Regions from separate parts of the Homo sapiens genome. Here region 2 is linked to region 1. A link is an interaction called in ENCODE POLR2A ChIA-PET data of the cell type or tissue named here. Cell type or tissue: Panc1. All regions are shown on one strand. Links, peaks and the distances in the headings refer to the core of each region. The heading gives the core; the rest is flanking DNA. Region 1 has its middle 3.0 kb from the start of C19orf84. Region 2 holds the start of LOC124904754 (a long non-coding RNA gene).

The links. ChIA-PET counts read pairs that join two places held together with the same protein. Peaks named below come from ENCODE experiments on the same cell type or tissue, not always from the same donor. Only the 100,000 strongest peaks of a DNase experiment are listed, where the experiment ranks them.
Region 2: POLR2A ChIA-PET joins it to region 1 with 12 read pairs; 2 of 35 experiments call an interaction of 5 or more read pairs at or near these places.

What each region holds. Positions count from the first base shown.
Region 1 is chr19:51,390,951-51,396,324 of GRCh38, forward strand. It overlaps the pseudogene NIFKP6. Among named protein-coding and RNA genes, the nearest start is that of C19orf84, 3.0 kb to the left of the region's middle. RefSeq lists enhancers at 2,912-3,508, 4,564-4,773 and silencers at 3,414-3,473, 3,484-3,623. In Panc1, for the core only: no CTCF peak of the experiment used is centred there; a DNase peak (open chromatin) is centred at 3,371; H3K4me3 peaks cover 1,514 bases; H3K27ac peaks cover 1,263 bases.
Region 2 is chr19:51,734,727-51,740,100 of GRCh38, forward strand. It overlaps LOC124904754 (a long non-coding RNA gene), which reads right to left and starts at 1,443. Exons shown (of 2, transcript XR_007067319.1): 1 at 1,337-1,443. In Panc1, for the core only: no CTCF peak of the experiment used is centred there; no DNase peak of the experiment used is centred there; H3K27me3 peaks cover 277 bases.

The DNA.
Region 1 (5,374 bases), core at 296-5,295:
ATCCCCAGCTCTTCCTCCCTCAGACCCGGGAGTTCAGATCCCCAGTTCCTCCTCCCTAAGACCTAGGAGTCCAGATCCCCAGCCCCCTCCTCCCTCAGACCCGGAAGTCTAGGGTCCTAGCCACTCCTCCTTCAGACCCGGGAGTCCAGGCTCCAGCCCCTCCTTCTTCAGACCCCGTACTCTGGTTCCCCAGCCCCCTTCCTCTCTCAGATTCAGTAGTCCCGGGACCCCTGCCCCCTTCTCTCTCTCTCTCTGTCTTTCTCTCTCTTTATTCCTGCCATATCCTCAAGACAGATTCTTTAGGACTCAAGGGACGTTTTAGGTAGGGAAATGTGGACACTCCCTAGGGCAGAGGGCGTGGTAGATGGTCTGGAGGTCTTAGCCATTCTAGGCGCTGGGTTCTACTAGGTGCCGTGTCTCTAACTTGCTTTGTTACTTTAGGTGCTTCTACTCTCTATGCCCTAGTTTCTCCATCTGAGAAATGGGGCTAATATTACTGTCCAGGTTCTTGTGATATTACTTGTGTATTAGTAGACACAGAATCTGGACCACAATTAGGCTGAACACATGAGATTTACTTATTGTTATTGCTGGTGGTTGTGACAGTGTTTTGCTGAGAAGCAATCGTCATTATTACATGCATTCATTTAAGAAATATTCAATGCCTGCTATGATTTGGGCTCCAGGCTGCACACGGGACAGAATAGACATGGCCCCTACTCTCAGGAAACTTGCATGCTTGTAAGGGAGACAGACGAGACATACATAGCATATATTCTGTAAGAATATGTACCTGAAGATGTCAAATCAGGGCAAGAGGATATAGAGTCACCGAGGTAGGGAGATAGAGCAGATAACGTGGTTAGGGGCCTGGCCCGGTGGCTCACGCCTGTAATCCCAGCATTTTGGGAGGCCGAGGTGGACGGATCACTTGAGGTCAAGAGTTTGAGACCAGCCTGGCCAAGATGGTGAAACCCCATCTGTACTAAAAATACAAAAATTAGCTGGGCGTGGTGGCAGGCACCTGTAATCCCAGCTATTCGAGAGGCTGAGGCAGGAGAATCGCTTGAACCTGGGAGGCAGAGGTTGCAGTGAGCTGAGATCGTGCCGCTGCACTCCAGCCTGGGCAACAGAGTGAGACCCTGTCTCAAAAATAAATAAAATAAATAAATAAATAAATAAAAATACAAAAATTAGCCAGGCATGGTGGGGCATGCCTGTAGTCCCAGCTACTTGGGAGGCTGAGGCAGGAGAATCACTTGAGCCCAGGAGGCGGAGGCTGCAGTGAGCTGAGATGGCACCATTGCACTCTAGTCTGGGCTACAGAGTGAAACTTCATCTCAAAAAAAAAAAAAAAAAAAAAGAATAAAAAATTAAGTAGATAAGATGGTTAGAAAAGGCTGTTATGGGAAGGTACTGGAAGACTGGAAGTTGAATATTCCTGGGGAGGGAACAGCTTCTGAAAGTAAAACAAATGTAGTGATTCAGGGACTGGAAAATAATCAGCTAAGAGGAGTGGCATAGGTATTTATATTTTTAAATAAATGCTTTATGTTGCAATACTTTTTGCGTGTGTTTTTTTTGAGACAGGGTCCCCCTCTGTCACCCAGGCTGGAGTGCAGTGGTGTGATCATGGCTCACTGCAGCCTCAACCTCCTGGGCCCAAACCATCCTCCTACCTCAGCCTCCCAAGTAGCTGGGACCACAGGCACACACTACCACACGGGGTGCCTTATTTTGTAGAGACAGGGTCTCAGAATGTTGTCCAGGCTGGTCTCAAACTCCTGGGTTCAAGAGATCCTCCTGTTTTGGCCTCCCAAAGTACCAAGAGATTACAGTCATGAGCCACCATGCTTGGCCTGGAATACTTTTATACTTAGAGAAAAGTTACAAAGATAATACAGAGAGTTCTCATTTACTCCAGACAGGAGTTCCCCTAATGTTGCCATCTTACATTGTCATGTAATGTACATGGTACATTAGTCACAACTAAGAAACTGACAGGACTATTAGGTAAACTGCAGGCTTTATTTGGATTTTACCAGTTTTTACACTAATGTCCTTTGTTTCTGGTCCTGGATCCAATCTGGACTACCACATTGGATTTAGTCATCCTCTCTCGTTAGTCTTCTCTAATCTGCAGCACTCTCTAAGTCTTTCCTTGTTTTTCACAACCTTGAGAGTTGGGGGAGTTCTAAATTATTTTGTAAAATGAAGGTCTTTTTTTTTTTTTTGAGACAGGGTCTCCCTCTGTCACCTAGGCTGGAGTGCAGTGGTGCTATCTCAGTGCACTGCAACCTCCACCTCCCGGGTTCAAGCGATTCTCCTGCCTCAGCCCCCTGAGTAGCTGGGATTACAGGCGCCTGCCACCACGCCCCGCTAATTTTTGTATTTTTAGTAAAGATGGGGCTTTACTATGTTGGCAAGACTGGAGATCTATTTTAATGAATAATATGAACTAATTTAATCCACATTTTAAAAAATTATGTATTTATTTTAATAGAGAAGAGGTCTCTCTATGTTGGCCAGTTGGTGTTAAACTCCTGGCCTCAAGCAATCTTCCCACCTCGGCCTTCCAAAGTGCTAGGATTACAGGGTATTTTAAAATTTTTATTTATTTATTTATTTATTTATTTATTTATTTATTTATTTAAGACAGTCTTGTTCTGTCGCCCAGGCTGGAGTGCAATGGCACGATCTCCGCCCACTGCAACCTCCGCCTCCTGGGTTCGAGCGATTCTCCTGGCTCAGCCTCCCAAGTAGCTGGGATTACAGGCATGTGCCACCATGTCCATGTCCAGCTAATTTTTGTATTTTTAGTAGAGATGGGGTTTCCCCATGTTGGCCAGGCTGGTCTCGAACTCCTGGCCCCACGTAATCCTCCTACCTTGAGTGCTGGGATTACTGGGATAGGCCCCCGTGCCTGGCCCACAACATTGCATTTTAAGGAGGAGAAGTCCCAGGCAACAGGATCGCCCTATGCTGGACGATGTTAGTGGCACTGAGTGGCCGGAATAAGATTTTTGCCAAGAGATCTGGCTTGCTTTTCTTTCCTGGAGACTGATGAGAACCCAGATCTTCAGATTTCAAGTCTGGGTCTATCCATTCGGTTACTTTAAATCCCAGAGGCAGATGGCGCTCACTGCTCAAGTCTAGCGTCATGGGATTGTTCTAGCTTGTTCTTTTATTGCTTCTCCTATTACTAAGATCAGGATCTGACGCCATTTGGAAACCAGGGTCTGACCGCTTACCACGTACCTCGCCCTTTAAGGCTTTTTCTGTCCCGTCCCCCGTGCCCCTGCGGCGCTAGGAGACTGGAGGCGGGACCTTGTGTCGCTAAGGAAATGCCCTTTACTCAGCTTCCAAAATTGACAGGCTAGTTCTGAAAACTGGCCAACCAACTTCTGCTTAAGGGGAAGCGAGACTTCCGATTTGTAGGGGAACGCAGCGGCGATTGGTTAGAGTCCCGCCCACTTGTTAAGCGTCGCGAGCCACTATTCTCGGCTCTGATTGGCCAGAGAACTCGCGCCGCTTTTGAATCCCCACCCTGCGGACCCCGCGCGCCTCGCCTTCTCCCTCTGGTTGGCGAGCGCCTTTCTGCGCCTTCAGGCATTTTTGCTGAGGCTTTTGTCTGCGCATGTGCGGGTAGGTTCCGGTAGCATCCGGGAGACCCGGCCCAGGCCTGGAGATGCTGAGCGGAGCTTGGAGGGAGAGAGGGGACTGGGTTGTTGAGGGGAGAATCCCTCTCGGCATCTCCTTGGCCCACTGGGGAGCCCCATTGCCCCATCCACCGCTTAGAACCAGACCCTTCCTTTCACTCTCCACTCCCTATCCCTACCGGCTTTAGACCTTCAAAGTTCCAAGATTCGACCTTCGGGGTCTCCCCATTTCGTAGGGGCTTACAGATTTCCTAAAATCCCCCTCCTCCCCGAACCCCCTTCCGTCCCTGGAGATTCTGGGGTCCCTGCTCTTTCCCATTCATTCCACCCCATCTACTTGGGACCCTTCCAAGGGCAAGGGGGGCCTCTCAGTGCCTCTCCTACCCTCATGTCCTTTCTCCTCTTTTAGGTCCAGGAGGTCATCTTTGCCTCCCTTCCTTGAAATCTCCCCAGATTTAGAGGCCCTCACCCAGCTTCTCCCCTCTCAGCCCTGTCGAGGTGTCAAGGTTCGGGGATCACCTTTGTTGTTGTTATTGTCGAGGCGTCAAGGTTCGGGTGTCACCTTTGTTGTTGTGTGTTTTTTTTTTTTTGAAACTGAGTCTCGCTCTGTCGCCCAGGCTGGAGTGCAGTGATGCGATCTCGGCTCACTGCAACCTCCGCCTCCCGAGTTCAAGCGAGCCTCCTGCCTCAGCCTCCCGAGTAGCTGGGATTACAGGTGCCTGCCACCAGGACTGGCTAATTATTGTATTTTCAGTAGAGACGGGGTTTCACCACGTTGGCCAGGCTGGTCTCAAACTCCTGACCTCAAGTGATCCACCCGCCTTGGCCTCCCAAATTGCTGGGATTACAGGCGTGAACCACAGCGCCCGGCCTAAGCCCTAGCTGTTCATTGCCACAATGAGAGGAAGTACAGGAAGGTGTTGAGATCATGGGCGTGGAGTCCAACTGACATGCTTGACTGATGTCACATACTGCTCTGCCCCTGAAAAGCTGAGTCACCTTGGGTAATTTGCTTAGCCTCTCTGAGCTTCAGTTTCACTCGGGAGCTGGCCAAGAACACTTGTCTCAGAGTTGCTATGACATTCGAACATGGCAGTGTACGTAAAGGGCTCGGCATGGAGCTTGTTCTCATTAAGCCCCATGGCACGTGGGCATCTATGCTTTTTTTTTTTTTTTTTTTGTAGAAAAAAGTTTATTTGCTGGTTATTGTTTGATCCTTGAAATACAATTCCTCACTGGTGATACTAGTATAAAATGGTGGTTATGAATCCATGCTAGCCCAACGAAAACTAATTTAACAAATTGGTAAAAAAAAAAAAAGAAGTCGTTTTTGAATCTCTATTAAGATTTGAACTAATACATAAGCAAATCTGTGCTAAAACTGGAACTGCTGGGCCAGGCGCGGTGGCTCACGCCTGTAATCCCAGCACTTTGGAAGGCCAAGGTGGGTGGATCACGAGGTCAGGAGTTCGAGACCAGCCTCACCAACATGGTGAAACCCCGTCTCTACTAAAAATCAGCTACTGGGGAGGCTGAGGCAGGATAATCACTTGAACCCAAGAGGCGGAGGTTGCAGTGAGCTGAGATCGCGCCATTGCACTCCAGCCAGGGGGACAGAGCAAGACTCCATCTCAAAACAAAACAAAACAAAAAACTGGAACTGCCTTCTCACACTACATATAATTTGCCTTCCAGCTTCAACCATCTGATGTTGA
Region 2 (5,374 bases), core at 56-5,055, 340 kb after region 1:
TATTTTTTGTAGAGACAGGAGCTCACTATATTGCCCAGGCTCACTATATATTGCCTATATTGTCTCAAACTCCTAGTCTCAAGCAATTCTCCCACCTCGACCTCCCAAAGCACTGGAATTACAGTTGTAAACCACCTCACCTGGCCCAAATACATATTTCTTTCTTTTTATTTTTTATTTTTTGAGACAGAGTCTTGCTGTGTCATCCCGGCTGGAGTGCAGTGGCGCAATCTCGGCTCACTGCAACCTCCACCTCCCAGGTTCAAGCGATTCTCCTGCCTCAGCCTCCCGAGTAGCCGGGATTACAGGCGTGTGTCACCACACCCAGCTAATTTTTGTACTTTTAGTAGAGACGGGGTTTCACCGTGTTGGCCAGGCTGGTCTCGAACTCCTGGCCTCAAGTGATCCGCCTGCCTTAGCCTCCCAAAGTGCTGGGATTAAAGGCATGAGCTACTGCGCCCGGCCCCAGATATATGTTTCTTATTGTCTTAGTCCCTTCTGGCTGCTCTATCAAAATACCCTAAGCTGGGTGGCTTATAAACAACAAAAATTTTATTTCTCACAGTTCTGAGGCTGGCAAGTCCAGGACCTGGGTACTGACAGATTTGGTGTCCGGTGAGAGTGGATTTTCTGATTCATAAATGGGGTCTTCTTGCTGTGTCCTCACATGGTGGTGGGGGCAGGGTCCTCTCTCTCGGGCTTCTTTTGCAAAAGCACCAATTGCATGCATGAGGGCTCCACCCTCATAACCTCATCACCTCCTAAACATGCTCCCTTCTAATAACATCTCCTTAGGGATTAGGATTTCAACAATGAAGTTTAGGGGACCCGAACACTTATTCCCTCACCGTTAGTTGCCTGTTCTTGGCGTGGAGCCATTTCATTCCTCTGAGCCTCTCTTTTTTCATCTGTAAAATGGGACTGTCTCAATTTGTCCTTCATAGGATAGCCCTGAAGATTAAGAGAGAGAGTCTGTCTGGCACATTAGAATATGAGGTGAGTTTAGCCGTTCCTGAAACAGCAGAGTTTGAAGGTCTCCAAGACTAACTCAGGTGGCAACAGGGGGATGCTTCCCTGGATACCCCACCCCTTCACCCTCCCTGGATACCCCACCTCTCCTCTGAGGAGTAAGCCAGGTTGGAGCTGGGAGGAGCCCACACTCTGTCATCAGACACCCCTGGGTTCCAAGGCAGGCAGGCTTGCGCAAGCCAACTCCTGGCTCTGAGCCTCCTTAGCCACCTGCAGACAAGGAGGACCCTTCCCCATGTTGATGCAGGTGAGTGGAACTCTGTTTGGTTCCTAGTCTTTCAAGCATGGGGTGAATAGACCCTCTTACCCGGGACATAGCAGAAAGCTCCAAACAGTTTGGTGAACAGCCAGACTGTGCAGCACAGAGAGTGTGTCATCAAAGGGGCACGCCTGTGGGCTCCAGATAGAGGACACAGAGCTGCAGAAGTCCGGCGGCCCCTTTCTGTGACCTGGGCTGCAGGCACCCACAGTCCAGAGGCTCAAAACCACAATGCCGTCATTCCCAGTGAATGCTGTAAGATGAAGAGGAAATAACGCTGCCGTGGTTTCCCATGAGGGGATTACTTAAGAGGATGTCCTAACCCCCAGAAGCTCTGACTGCAACCTTATTTGGAAAGAGGGGTTTTGCAAATGTCATAAAACTAAGAATTTCAAGATGAGCATATCCTAGATTTAAGGTCGGCCCCAAACGCCACGGCAGGTGTCCTTATAAGAGTGAGGCAGAGGGAGGTAGACACTAAACACAGAGAAGAAGGTGATGTAAAGACGGCGGCAGAGATTGCAGTGATGCACCCACAAGCCAAGTGTATTAGTTTTCTAAGGGTTCTGTAGTAACAAAATACATCTGTCCCTCAGTGTCCTTGGTTCCACATGTAGTGGGGTTGACGGGTGGCCCCCAAAAGATACATCTAAGTCCTAACCTGCAGAACCTATGGATGTGACCTTATTTGGATAAAGGGTTTTAAGAGCTTTTGCAGGTGTCATGAAGTTAAGGATTTTGATATGAGATCTGGCTTTTCAACACTGATACCATCCTGGCCAACACCCTTCTGGTCCTTGTGATAATTTCCATTTTCCAAATGTTGAGAGATAACACAGAGATGAAGGAAGCTGCCCCAAAGCACATGAGACACGGCCTCCGCCATCAGCTCTTGTCATCGTATGTTCAAGTGTTCTGCAAAACTGGTCCGTGGAGCCCAAAGCATCCACATCATCTGTGTGCATTTGCTAAACATGACGACTACTGGTCTTCACTGTCATTTATTCAGATTTTGTGAGCTCAGGGCTATGGAAATGATTTAAACAAATGTCCCAGGTAATTCTTACGTACAGTTTGAGAACCATCTGATTAGGAAAAAAAAAATGCCTCCCAAAGTGAAATAAGAAGACTGAATGCCTGTAATCCCAGCACTTTGGGAGGCCGAGGTGGGAGCCCCAGGGGGTTCGAGAGCAGCCTGGCAACACAGTGAGAACTTGTCACTACAAAAAATTTAAAAATTAGCTGGATGTGGTGGCATACGCTTATAGTTCCAGTTACATGAGGGGCTGAAGTGGGAGGATCACTTGAGCCCAGGAGATCGAGGCTGCAGTGAGCTATGATTGTACCACTGCACTCCAGCCTGGGTGACAGAGGGAGACCCTGTATCAAAAAGAAAAAGAAAGTGATGCAGAGACATAGGTGGAGATTGGAGTGATGTATCACAAGCTAAGTGTACTAGTTTTCTAAGACTTCTGTAATAAAAAAGTACAGCTGTCCCTCAGTATTCTCTGAAGGTTGCTTCCAAGACCCTGCGGATACTAAAATGCACAGATGAGTTCAAGACACTTACATAAGATTGTGTGGTATTTGCGCATAACCTATGCACATCCTCCCATATACTTTATTTTTATTTATTTATTTATTATTATTTGTTTGAGTTGGAGTCTTGCTCTGTCACCCAGGCTGGAGTGCAGTGGTGCAATCTCAGCTCTGCCCCCTGGGTTCAAGCGATTCTCCTGCCTCAGTCTCCTGAGAGGCTGGGATTACAGGCACCCTCCACTATGCCTGGCTATTTTTTGTATTTTTAGTAGAGACGGGGTTTTGCCATGTTGGCCAGGCTGGTCTCGAACTCCTGACCTCAAGTGATCTGCCTGCCTCGGCCTCCCAAAGTGCTCCCATATACTTTAAACCATCTCTAGCTTACTGATGATACCTAATACAATATAAATGATAGACAGTTCTTCTACTGTATTTTTAAAATTTGTATTTTTTATTACTTTTTTCAAATATTTTCTATTCGTGATTGGTTGAATCCTTACATGTAGAAACCACAAATATGAAGGGCCGGCTGTGACACAAACTCAGGGGATTAAACAACAGAAATTTACTGTCTCAAAGTTTTGCCAGCTAGAAGTCCAGAATCAGGATGTTCCAGCAGACTTGGTTTCTTCTGAGGGCTGTGAGGCAGAATCTATTCTATGCCTCTTGCCTAGATTCTGGTGATTTTTTTTTTCTTTCTTTGAGACAGGCTCTTTCTCTGCTGCCCAAGATGGAGTACAGTCAGCTCACTGCCCACTAACCTCTGAGCCAGTGAGCTGACCCAGCCCCAATCAGCTCTTTGCAACTTCTGCCTCTCAGGCTTTAGCCAACCTCCCATCTCAGCCTCCCAAATAGCTGGGACTACAGGCACAGGCCACCATGCTCAGCTATTTAAAAAAATTTTTTTTGTAGAGATGAGGTCTCATTACATTGCCAGGCTAGCCTTGAACTTCTGGGCTCAAGCAATCCTCCCCCATCAGCCTCCCAAGTAGCTGGGACTATAGGTGGGAGACACCTCACCTGGTTAGCTTGTTTTTTATTTTTATTAATTTATTTATTTTTGAGAGGAAGTCTCCCTCTGTAGCCCAGGCTGGAGTACAGTGGCGCAATCTCAGCTCACTGCAACCTCCGCCTCCTGGATTCAAGCAGTTCTCCTGCCTCAGCCTCCTGAGTAGCTGAGATTACAGGCACGCGCGGCCACACCCGGCTAATTTTTGTATTTTTAGTAGAGACGGGATTTCTCCATGTTGACCAGGCTGTTCTCGAACTCCTGACCTCTGTTGATCTGCCTGTCTCAGTGTCCCAAAGTGCTAGGATTACAGGCATAAGCCGCAGCGCCCTGCCTATTTTTATTTTTTAGACAGGGTCTTGGTCTGTCACCTGGGCTGGAGTACAGTGGTGTGATTGTAGCTTACCACAACTCAGAACTCCTGGGCTCAAGTGATCCTCCCGCCTCAGCCTCCCAAGTAGCTAGGACCATAGGTGTGCACCACCACACCCTGCTCACTTTTTAATGTTTTGTAAGGACAGGGTCTTGCTATGTTGCCCAGGTTGGCCTCAAACTCCTGGGCTCAAGCAATCCTCCTACTTCAGCGTCCCAAAGTGCGGAGATTACAGGCATGAGCCACTGCACTTGGCTGCTTCTGGTGCCTGACACTGACAATCTTTGGTGATTTGCTGACAGTCTGTGGTGTTCCTTGGCTTGTGGAAGCATCACTGCAACCTCTGCCTTCCTCATCACATGGCGTTCTTCCCGTGTGCGCACCTGCATCCGAATTTCCCTTTTTTCATAAGGACACCAGTCATGTTGGATTATGGGTCCACCCTAGTCCAGTATGACCTCACCTTAACTTAAACAATTACATCTGCCATGATCCAGTATCCAAATAAGGACACGTTCTGAGGGGCTGGGGGTTAGGACTTCAACATAGGAATGGAGGGTGGGGAGAGGACAAAATTACATCCCTAACACCAAGGAATGCTAAGGATGGCAGCCGCCACTGGGAGCTAGGAGAGAGGCGTGGAAGGGATTTTCCTCCAGAGCCTCCAAAAGGAGCCAACCCTGCCGCCACTTTAATTTCAGACTTCTGGCCTCCAGTACTGTGAGATAATCCATTTCTGTGGTTTGAAGCCACTTGGTTTGTGGTAATGAGTTACAGCACCCTAGCAAACTAACATGCCAGCCCAGTGCGGGGTACATGTGGAGCGTAAGATGAACAAGCTCCTCTCTGTGCCCTGGGGAGGCTCACAGGGACCATGCATGCTCTTCTAAGGTGCACGTGATCAGAGCAGATCACTGAGGGAGCGTTTCCGCTCCCCTAACCCCAGGTGCAGGGACTTCAGAGTAATTCCTACTAAATGACCCCTACCACTGTTGCTTGACAAAGGGAGGTGCGAGGGGGAAAAAAGACTATGAGAATGGGAGAGGGCGGGTAATACAGGAAGTGTCACGTCACTCTGGTTGCAGAGGACAGAGAAAACAACCCTGTCTCCAGCAGGTGGAAATGGTCATAATGTTGATGGTGGCCATGATATGTATGTTTTTAT